2 separate regions of the Homo sapiens genome follow, and region 2 is linked to region 1. A link is an interaction called in ENCODE POLR2A ChIA-PET data of the cell type or tissue named here. Cell type or tissue: PC-3. All regions are shown on one strand.

Region 1 (2,500 bases):
CATGGGAAAAGGTCAAAATATCAACATTAGCAGGAGTTTAGAGGTTGATTCCAACCTTCGTGGATGACTGAGGGGTTCAAGACTTCAGTGGAGGAAGAAACTGCAGATGTGGTAAAAAGTGCAAGAGAACTAGAATGCGAAGTGAAGCCTGTAAATGTGACTGAATTGCTATAATTTCATGATCAAACTTGAACAGAGGAGTAGTTACTTCTTATGGATGAGCCAAGAAAGTAGTTTCTTGAGATGGAATCTACTCTTGGTGAAGATGCTGCGAACACTGTTGAAATGACCACAAAGGCTTTAGAATATTACATCAACTTAGTTGATAATATAGTGGTAAGCTTCGAGAGGATTTTGACTCCCTTTTTTTTTTTTTTTTTTTTTTGAGACAGGGTCTCCTCTGTTGCCCAGATTGGAGTGCGGTGGCACAATCACGGCTCACTGCAGACTCAACTTCCCAGGCTCAGGTGATCCTCCCAACTCAGCCTCCTGAGTAGCTGGGACTTCAGGGATGTGCCACCAGGCCGACTAATTTTTCGTATTTTTAGTAGAGATGGGGTTTTGCCATGTTGCCTAGGCTGGTCTCGAACTCCTGGGCTCAAGCAATCCTCCTATCTTGGCCTCCCAAAGTGCTGGGATTACAGGCGTGAGCCACCACGCCCAGCCTTGACTCCAATTTTTTTTTTTTTTTTTTGAGATGGAATCTCGCTCTGTTGCCCAGGCTGGAGTGCAGTGGCATGATCTTGGCTCACTCAAGCTCCGCCTCCTGGGTTCAAGCCATTCTCCTGCCTCAGCCTCCTGAGTAGCTGGGTCTACAGTGCCCGCCACCACGCCTGGCTAATTTTTTCTATTTTTTAGCAGAGACGGGGTTTCACCGTGTTAGCCAGGATGGGCTCGATCTCCTGACCTCGTGATCCACCCACCTTGGCCTCCCAAAGTGCTGGGATTACAGGCGTGAGCCACCGCGCCCGGCCCCTTGACTCCAATTTTGAAAAAAGTTTTACTGTGGGTAAAATGCTGTCAAACAAATATTGCACGCAACAGAGAAACCTTTCATGAAAGGAAAAGTCAATTGATGTGGCAAACTTCATTGTTGTCTTATTTTTAAAATTGTCACAGCCAGCCGGGGCAGTGACTCATGCCTGTAATGTCAGCAGTTTGGGAGTCCAAGATGAGTGGATCGCTTGAGGCCAGAAGCTTGAGACCAGCCTGGGCAACATAGCGAGATCCTGTCTCTACAAAAAATACAAAGTGAAAAAAAAATTTATTTTAAAAAGAGACATTGCCACAGCCACCCCTACCTTTAGCAACTACCACCTTGATCACAGCAGCCATCCACATCGAGGCAAGACCCTCCCTCCGCAAGAAGATTATGACTTGCTGATGGCTCAGATTACCATTAGCATTTTTTAGCAATAAAGTATTAGGTACTTTTTTGTGACATTATGCTATGACACACTTAACAGACTACAGTATAGTGTAAACATAACTTTTATATGCACTGGGAAACAAAAAATTCATGTGACTCACTTTATTGTGATATTCATTTATTGTAGTGGTCTGGAACTAAACCCACAATATGTCTGAGGCATGCCTGTATTGCCCAGAGAGAAAGTTAGACTAAAATGAAACATACTAGGTGAATTATAGTGTAGGTGGCAGAAAAATGTGACGAGTTCTATGTAGCATATCTACCGTAGTAACCTTCACCACGGGGAGCCAGTCAGAGGTAATCCATTGCAGGGGTGTCTGTCGTATCCAGGCTTCAGGGAACCTACTTTGAGGGTATAAGAAATATGTCTATTCTTCTCTGTTTCTGAGGCCTTAAAGTAAGGTCTGATGATCGTGGAGTTAGGTGTAGCATCATGTAAGAATTAGAAGCAGTCAGAGAGGCAGGGCACAGTGGCTCATGCCTGTAATCCCAGCTACTCGGGAGGCTGAGGCAGGAGAATCACTTGAACTCGGGAGTTGGAGGTTGCAGTGAGCCGAGATCGTGCCACTGCACTCCAGCCTGGGTGACAGAGTGAGACTCTTGTCTCAAAAAAAAAAAAAAGAAGCAGTCAGAGAAATGAGCACGTCTGCCTTTTTAGTTCTAGAGACCTAACTCCTCTTGAAATAGGAAAGGATGCATATGCTAATTATGCTTAAGGATTTGTAATCCTGATTTTAACTCAGCAAAAAGATCACCAGCACACTGAAACTCCTTGCAGCTTTGCCATAGACCCACTGGGAGGGTTAAAGGAAAGTGTTTTTTCTCTTCATCCTTGTGCCTCTTATACTACCTCCTTTTCTCAAAATAACAACCTATCCCACAGAGGTCAGTGGGAAAGAGGAGGTATGCTCTCTTCTAAATGGCTGGGTCTTTGAATGTAGTCAGGAGATTTCAAATCATAGATTGCATAAAAGACTCCCCTTTCCCACAGCCAACATAGTTGTTCTCTGCTTCTCATTATGACACATAATCTGTAAAAGAAAAAAAGAGCTTGAAACACCCACCATC
Region 2 (2,500 bases), 120 kb after region 1:
CCTCACATAGCTACCATTTGTGTGGTGTGATGAGAACATTTAAGATCCACTCTCTTTGCAAATTTCAAGTAGACAATACAGTATTGTCAACCATAGTCAGCAGACTGTACATTAGATCTCCAGAACTTACTCATTTTCTAAGTGAAACTTCACACCTCTTGACCAATATCTCCCATTTTTCCCACTCCCCAGCCCCCGGTAACCACTGTTCTACTTCCCCGGCTCCTAGGAGCTTGACTCTGTTAGATTCCTCATGTAAAGGAGATCATGGGACATTTCTGTGTCTGGCCTACTCTACTTAGCATAATATCCTCCAGATTGTCACAAACGACGGGATTTCTTTCCTTCTTAAAAGTATATATGTGTTTCCAGTACACATATATACCACATTTTCTTCATCCATTTATTCATCCACATTTGTATAGGTTGTTTCTGTATCTTGGCTATTGTGACTTATGCTGCAATAAACATGGGAGTGCAGATATCTCTGCGAAACTGCTTTCATTTCATTCAAATTCTGCCACTTGATCTTGAGGAATCAACATAACTCCTTAAACCTCTGTTCTCAGCTGGGCGCAGTGGCTCACACCTGTAATCCCAGCACTTTGGGAGGCGGAGGCGGGTGGATCACCTGAGGTCTGGAGTTAGAGGCCAGCCTGACGAACATGGAGAAACCCCATCTCTACTAAAAATACAGAATTACCGGGTGTGGTGGTGAATGCCTGTAATCCCAGCTACTCGGGATGCTGAGGCAGGAGAATGTCCTGAACCCGGGAGGTGGAGGTTGCAGTGAGCCGAGATTGCGCCATTGCACTCCAGCCTGGGCAACAAGAGCGAAACTCTGTCAAAAAACAAACAAACAAACAAACAAATGAAAAACAAAACCTGTGTTCTCGTCTGTAGAAGATTAGAGATAGTGTATATAAAATGTATATAACACAACAGGACCTCAATAAATGGTGGCTATATTACACATAAAAGTATTTTTTAAAAAAGAAAAGAAATACTGTGAAATCTTCTAAAAGCATCATTTATAATAAAGAATGGAGTGCACGGAGGAAGTAAAAGATTTATACAACACAAAAGCAAGGTTTCAAGCTCTTAAGACATAGTCTGTTTTAATCACCCATGTTTATACTCAGTACTTAGCTTAGTGCCTAGCAAATCTTCAAGTGCTCAACACGTATGTATTGCTTTCAATGAATAGCTTCAAGGCAAGATTTTTCTTTGACTCAGGTATCTAGCTGATTGGGCATTCTTACCCATGGAATTGCTCTGTCGTAATTCACTGAGCCCCTCGTATGTGAAACCACTGCAGCAACCCCAATTTCTCTCTGAAAGATTGGCATTTATGAGGTCATTTTCCCTTCAGTCTTTTCCCCCATTCTTATTTATTCCACCATATTTCACAGGCAAGCAAAACAAAACCAAACATAAGACCTTTCATAAAAGTAACTTCCCACCGTTAACTCCTCTCCCTGAAATCTACTGGGAAGACAGAAGAAGAAAAAAAGAATCACAAGAGAGATGAAAATGCAAGCCCATGCAAGTTCCCCAAATCTTTAACAGGATATATATATATATATATATATGTGAAAGGCTCTGAAAGGCCCTGAAAATAACTCTTAACTAGAGGCAGGATGATCCAGGGGAAGGAAAGAGAATACAGCTAGGGCACATTTCCATACCAAAGAGTGTGAGGTGTGGTAGACATCTGTTGCTTTTGTCCTCTCAACAAAACACTCCTCTTTACACTGGAGAATTGGTCTTCACAGATCCCATATGATTCCCATGGGCCTGGCTATGGGGTGGGTATACAATCCACCCCCGTCCAACCACACCACCCCAGCCGTGTTTACACAATACAATTGGGCATTGACCCAATCAAGTCCAGTTATATTTCTTTCAAGAAATTTAATATAGGAAATACTGGGAAAGGGAGGGAGTGTCTCGCTTTCATACCATGAATTGTAAGTTTATACACAGGATTGGGACTACCAGCAGCCATCTCTCCTGCCACATGTAATGAACATATTTGTGTCAGGACAGAGTGAGGCCAAATGCAAAAAGAGGCAGAGACAAACATAACCTGAGAGGAAGAGTGGGAAATAGAAGCTTGATGACGTCATTTGAACCCCTGAATGCACCTGTAACTAAAGCCTTCAGTTGAGCAGATTGTAAGGGTAGAAGTGAGTTCTAAGTTCCCCAAGCCCACCCCACTCCCAACTCCAGGCTTGCTAAGTTGGTAAGAAGGTTTTAAGGAAAGAGAGAAGTTACTCTGCACCCACATGGGGGTAGAATTTGGGACTGGGGCCACCGTCTATGAGAGAGGAAACAAGGAACAGAAGGTCACAAACCCTCAAAGCTTAAGGACGCTGGTGTTAGTTGCTTTCTTGGGAAAACCAATTTAAAAAAAAGGTATGTGTTTTATAGCTGTGGGAATATGAAGAGAAACAGAGACAGGATTTAGTTGACATTGTGAGGTCTATGGTTTTTATAG

Evidence for each region. Peaks named below come from ENCODE experiments on the same cell type or tissue, not always from the same donor. Only the 100,000 strongest peaks of a DNase experiment are listed, where the experiment ranks them.
Region 2: POLR2A ChIA-PET joins it to region 1 with 11 read pairs; 3 of 35 experiments call an interaction of 5 or more read pairs at or near these places.

The regions. Positions count from the first base shown.
Region 1 is chr18:3,513,663-3,516,162 of GRCh38, reverse strand. The region is part of intron 10 of DLGAP1 (DLG associated protein 1); the gene reads left to right. Among named protein-coding and RNA genes, the nearest start is that of GAPLINC, 49 kb to the right of the region's middle. In PC-3, no CTCF peak of the experiment used is centred here; DNase peaks (open chromatin) are centred at 1,152 and 1,482; H3K27ac peaks cover 701 bases.
Region 2 is chr18:3,391,903-3,394,402 of GRCh38, reverse strand. No RefSeq gene overlaps it. Among named protein-coding and RNA genes, the nearest start is that of LINC01895, 43 kb to the right of the region's middle. In PC-3, no CTCF peak of the experiment used is centred here; no DNase peak of the experiment used is centred here.